Regions from separate parts of the Homo sapiens genome. Here region 1 is linked to region 2. Evidence: chromatin loops called from intact Hi-C (ENCODE). Cell type or tissue: dorsolateral prefrontal cortex. All regions are shown on one strand. Each heading gives the region's core, and the rest is flanking DNA. Links, peaks and the distances in the headings are about the cores only. Region 1 overlaps KLHL29 (kelch like family member 29). Region 2 overlaps KLHL29 (kelch like family member 29).

Region 1 (2,906 bases), core at 251-2,750, 61 kb before region 2:
AGGATTTCAAATCCTGCACGTGGAGTGAGTAGCTTTTTTGAGTTCAGTTCACGAGGTTGCACTTTGACATGCTTTTTAAGATTTGAATATTTTTATAAATCATGATTATGCTACTGTTTAATGAGAACAAAAGTGGAAATCGCATCTGTTTGTCTGCGGCGGAGCATCTCCCGGCCTGTGTGTGCTGTCTGGGAAAGTGGTGGCCCAGTCTGGAGAGCTGACGAGCAGCTTGATTAGCTGAAATTACTTCCTGCAGTAGTTTGAGGGTGTCAGTCCTGGGATGAACTGGGTCATCTCAGGGATCTGGGACACGGGAGCCACTCTGAGACTCAGGGTGGCTGATGGCCCGGACTCCAATCAGAAATCCCCAACTCTTCCCCGCGTGAACACGTCGGGCAGATTCCCTTCCAGCCCAGGTTGGGATCTCAGGGTCTGTTCCTTGCTAGACCGGGTCCAATTGGTATCAGCCCCCTATTCCTGCTTTGGAATAGGGGGCTGATACAAATTGGATTGAACCTAATTGAGATGCCCTGTAGTGTCAGCTGGTCCCGGGGAAAGAGGCTATACAGGTGCAGGCACGTTCCCTGAGGGTGGGAGATAGCCGCGGCCGAGAGACAGCAGTGGAAATAGACCTATAGCATGGGCATCGAGGACAGGACTTTGGAGTCAAAATGCTTAATTCCATTATCACTCAGCCCGATCATCGATGTTCAGGTTGAAGAGCCTGTGTCAGCAAAAGAGTTGAAGTAATTTGGAGTTCTTTGTTCACTCAGCTTTAGAACGCTGCTGTTTTTTCGTTTTCCTTCAAACTAGTAAAACTAAAAACGTTTCTGATTTTTAACTGTTACTGTTTTTATCTGGAAAACTCATTAATCTAGATTTTGTTACCACTGACAGCCTATAGGTCCCCTCTAAATATTGTTTTTAATGTAACTTCTCTACAACGAAATGCCTGGATCTTTGGCATGCGGTTCAATCAGTTTTGCACTGACAAATGCAGACATCTGTGTAACCCACATTCCTATCAAGTAAAAGAGCATTCCCATCAGCCCAGAAAGCCCCCTCGTGCCCCTTCCCAGGCATCCCCCTGCCTCCAGAAGCAGCCACTGATGGTTTGTTTTTAACATGCATCTTAATTTAATTTTAATTTTAAAACATCACCTGCATTTTCAAACCAAAGAAAAAAGACTCCTTCCTCCAAGAAAGGTCTCCTGCTGGCTCCTGGGCCCATCGGGTGCTGTTGCTGTGTAGCCAGGCCGGGTGCACATTCTTCACAGGTTGTAGTGCTCCTGGCTCAGACCGGGAGGTTTTCTGAAGTCTAGTCAGCTACACAACTCTACACCTGGAATGTCAGACATTCGCAATGCCTCCAGAACAATGGATGGCAAAAAAATTCATTCTGTGCTTTTTCCGGGATCGCTTGCATGCAATTGTGCCCGCCGAGCAGGAGGACTCCAGATTAGAGGGAGAGAGAGCGAGAGAGAGGCCTACTCATCGGTCTGCATAATCAGCATCGAACATATTTCTGCCCCAACAAAGAGAACAGTGTGTTCCTGAGACGCTGCCGTGCAGCTCGGAGGCTCACTAGTGGGCGGTTCTCCCGGGAGGGAGTCGGGTGTTTCAGCAGCTCTCCCCACACCTACCACCCACCTTTTGGGGGGCCCCAGATTTTCTGGCCCCTAAGGGGGAGGACACTTGCACAGGGCCTGGCAGAGGGCAGAGACGGCTCTGGCCCCTGTGCCCCTTCATCCTCTGACCCGCATGAAATAAAACTCCTGCAAATCTACCTATATGACCAATTCATCCCCCTCGTGTTTGGCCCTTCCAGCACCTGTCACTAGGCGCAGGCGGTCAGCAGGGATTCAAACCACCACTGGGCCACTTTGCTGATCTCTTTAGATGCAGTGTGTGTCTTATTCCCATGATGCTGGTGGCCACTCCACATTCTTATGGGGGACCTGTGGGGTTCCCAACCGCACCCTGCATCTGTCTCTCCAAGCACCACGGACACTTCCAGATAGAAGAAGCCAGGCTGCAGTGTGGTCCAAGCCCCTTCTAGGTCTCTCCCTTTTCAGCCCTCTCTAGCTGGCTCCACTGGCTTGGTTACTAAAATTCTAGCAGGACTCAGGTCTGTTGGGGATGGCCAAGCTTGAAATATTTCTTTTTTCTTTTTCTTTTTTTTGGCCTGTCTTACCTACAGTTGTATTTTCCTCTTTAATCATAAGGATTTACATCAGGAAAAATAACCTGAGAATAGATGTGTTTTGTTTGAATGTCGTAGTTGTGCCCTTTGTAAAATTACCCCAGGGCATGATAAGAAAAGGAGTAAGCAATTAAAATGCACAGGGCTACGGCAAGGGCAGGCAGATCTGAGTGGAGGCTGCTGTCCTGTGAAGTAGACCTGGCAGGGGATGGCTGCTCCGGGCTGGCCTGGGCCTCGCTCTGCCTCTGTTGTTGCTCTGACCTTTGACAAATCATTCCCTTGCCTGTGTCTCGGTTGCCCCATCTGAGCGAGAGGCTGGACTAAAAGGTCACTAAGGTCACTTGTAGCCTGACCTTCCATGGCTCTATAATTCTCTTTGTTATCTTTGGCCACTTACATGTTTGCCATGATCATTGCCAATCAAACTAGGAATGTTTAGCAGATTTTAGACACTCAGACTGGAAAATACAGACGAGGCCATAGAAGTTAGTGTTGTCCTAGGGATGGCTCCTGGTTCACGCAGGCTCCTCATAGGGTCCCTGCCGCTACACACCACGAGCCCACCGAGACTGCTGCAGCCTCGCTCATCCAGAACAGAGGCACCATGGCCAGGAGGCCCTTCCTTTGTTGGGTAGGAGCTGCCCCCGTCCATGTTCCAGCTCCTCCCAGGCCCCCATGGATAAAATAGGGCCACAGGTGACAA
Region 2 (2,906 bases), core at 115-2,614:
TGGAGCGTCAACGGGACGCATGGGACCACCAGCATCTGCAGTGTCACCTCGGGGGCCGGTGGCGGCACAGCCAGCAGCCTCAGCGTCCGGCCCGGCCTCCTGCCGCTGCCCGTGGTGCCCTCCCGGCTGCCCACCCCGGCTACAGCTCCTGCTCCCTGCACCACCGGCAGCAGCGAGGCCATCACCAGCCTCGTGGCCAGCTCTGCGTCTGCGGTCACCACCAAGGTAAGATGTGGTGTCATCTCTGAGCAGGAGCCGGACAGAGGGGCCCTGCCTCCCTGCAGGCTCAGGCCAGCCCCACAGGCTCCTGTGGGGCAGCCTGTGCTCCACGCCCCGAGTCCTCCAGAGTCTTGTCCTTCCAGGACCTGGGCCTGGAAACTGTTTGCGAGCATTCATGCGGGTTTTATTATCCATGAAGTCTTTCTCTGTGACTAACTTGTAGGAAGACAAGCAGGTGCTGAGGCCACTCATTGTCCTATGCCATGTTGATTAGATGCTATTAATGAGTGAAGTAACAGTGGACCTCCAAGATGGCAATATGGGGTTCCTAAATAGATAAATTGAGACCATGCAAGCATCCCTGGGGGTGCCAGTAACTTGGGTGTGCAAGAAGATACTGACAAGCAGTAACAGTCATAAAGGGTGATAAACCCACACTTTATTAACCACTGGGCCTCGTGTTCTCATATCCGTTGTCTCTTCTGAGCCTTGCCACAGCACGGTGAGGTCAGTACTTTTATCATCCCTGCCTTACAGTTGAGGACACTGAGGCACAGCAAGGGCTCAGTAGGCCTTCTAAGGGCTGGTCCAAGGCTGTGGGACCTTTCTGCAGAGGACCCAGGACTTGTCCCCACAGCTGGCTTCAGGGATGTCAGCGCCAGGTCATTCCCGTTTCTTTCAGAAGAGGTGGCTCCAGCCTTGGGAATGGCAACAGAGGCCAACCTGTGTTGCTGAATGGAATGTGGAAAACAGTGTTGCCAAGGCTCTTGCTTGGCCTTGGGCTGAGCTCGTCCTCCATCGTGCTGGCTGCTCGGAGCCCCTCAGGCAGCCTGAGTCCTGGAGGGCCGGGCCCCTGGCCATGGCTGTGGTAGGAAGGCCATCGGTCCCCATCCTGCTTCCTCACCGAGCAGGGGCTGTGCAGGCTGCCTTTGCCTCTGCTGGCCATTCGGAGCTGCCTCCCAGGAGCCCCCTTGGGGCAGTGTCCGTGTACATGCGTGTATGTGCCTGCATGCGTGTGTGTGTGCATGAGTGTATGTGTGTGCACATGTGTGTGTGTCTAGGCTTTTCTTTTCCTGCTTTCAGAAAAGTTGCCAGAGAAGTTAAAGGCGGGGAGCCCCAGCCCGGCCATTGTGAGGTGGCTGTGGTGCTGGAAAGCCGCGCTCCAGGTGTGCTGCGCCTTTGTCTCCTGGTTTTCAAAACTCCCTTTCAGCCCTGCTTCCCATTAATAACTGTGAGTGTTGCCGGCCACAGAGCCTGGCAGAGGCTGAGACAATGGAGCTATTGGAGGCTGGCTCGGAGCGCACTGACATCTTGCTGCAGTGCCTTATTGATTTTATTTTCCTGTTATGAAAACACCACCCCACTGAGGCGGGGAGGGAAAGAATGTTGGACAGGGGAGAGGAGATGGAGGATTATTTGGGCACGCTGCCCCCAGGCCAGCCAAACACATTCCTCCCCTGGGCGCCAGCCCGAGCGCTGGTCTGACTCAGTGACCTCTGCCCAGTAGGGCCAGCCGCTGGACCTGCTGGCCACATCTGGCAGGCGCTCTGCAGGGCCAGCTGTTGGCCATATGGAGAATGGCAGCCGCTGGAACCGACTGCTCGGGGCTCCAGGTGGGAGAGAGAGGCTGGGCCCGGAGGCCGTCTTGAAAGTGTCTGTCCTTTTAAGGATACATGCCTTTGTAGGGATGGTGTTGGGCTGCTCTGGGGGATGAAGTGGAGGGGCTCGGTGCTGGGGCTCCCCCACAGGGCTGTGCTGCCTGCAGAGCTCCCGCTTTGCTCCAGAGTGGCTTGATATTCACCATCCTTGACTGGCCTGATCCCAAACCACAGCCACATGAGAGGAAGGGAACCCAGTCTCAGACAGAAAACAACAGCTGGGGCAAGGACTGGGCAGGGTGGCCAGGAGGGGGAGAGGGGGCGAAAGTTCATTCCTGTGAGGACAGCCCGCTCCTTGGCATGTCACAACAGAGGAACTGAATTCTGCCTCCAGCCCGGCCTGTTTCCTGCAGGGGCTTGTTTGATTCCCCGGATTAAGCCCTGGTCCCTTGGTGCCCAGGAGCACTGGGTGGGGGGAAGGGAGGACAGCAGTGCTGGCTTCCCGAGCACCCCTGGCAGATTTGGGCCACAGTGCCTTCCCGCCGTTCTAGCCTGGCTCCTGCCCACCCAGAGGCCTGTCCCCTAGCCTATGTGTCTGACCCCGTGCCAAGACCACATCAACTGATGGGCAGGCCCGGGCCCAGGTATTTGCGGTTTCCCCGGTCAACAATGTGGGTCTTTACTGAGCAGGCAAGAGCTGGCTGGCTCTTGCCCTCGGGGAGCTCACGGCTCCTTGTGTATAACAAATCTGTGGCCTGGACAGTGTGACCAGATGACCCAAGAATGTCTCTCCCCCTGAAGTTATTGGCAGGGGAGGCCTAGTGCAGTGGCTACAGCCAGACTTTGGAGACAGACTGCCTGGATTTGAATTCCCTTCTACCGCTTGCTATCTGAGTGACCCTGGACAGGTTACCTAACCTCTCTGGGCGTCACTTCTGTAAAATGGGAAGAGGTCGTTGTACTTGCGAGCAGAGTTGTTGTGAGGACTGTGTGGGTTAAAACCTGTGTGAAGTGCTCAGAACAAGACAGAACCTGGCATGTGGTATTTCGAGTCTCATATTGGTGCTGACCTCCTCCTATCACCGCTGT

What was found. Hi-C counts contacts between places; a loop is a spot of excess contacts. Peaks named below come from ENCODE experiments on the same cell type or tissue, not always from the same donor. Only the 100,000 strongest peaks of a DNase experiment are listed, where the experiment ranks them.
Region 1: it touches region 2 in a loop (3-fold over the local background); 6 of 110 quality-filtered maps call a loop at or near these places.

Annotation. Positions count from the first base shown.
Region 1 is chr2:23,500,812-23,503,717 of GRCh38, forward strand. All of the region lies in intron 2 of KLHL29 (kelch like family member 29), which reads left to right. LOC105374325 (a long non-coding RNA gene) reads right to left here. Exons shown (of 2, transcript XR_939831.2): 2 at 1,114-2,906. Among named protein-coding and RNA genes, the nearest start is that of LINC02923, 110 kb to the left of the region's middle. In dorsolateral prefrontal cortex, for the core only: a CTCF peak has its summit at 1,473; a DNase peak (open chromatin) is centred at 1,530; H3K4me3 peaks cover 1,166 bases; H3K27ac peaks cover 2,392 bases.
Region 2 is chr2:23,562,257-23,565,162 of GRCh38, forward strand. It overlaps KLHL29 (kelch like family member 29), which reads left to right. Exons shown (of 14, transcript NM_052920.2): 3 at 1-225. Among named protein-coding and RNA genes, the nearest start is that of LINC02923, 180 kb to the left of the region's middle. RefSeq lists a silencer at 1,777-2,138. In dorsolateral prefrontal cortex, for the core only: CTCF peaks have their summits at 1,566 and 1,766; a DNase peak (open chromatin) is centred at 1,605; H3K4me3 peaks cover 1,128 bases; H3K27ac peaks cover 1,635 bases.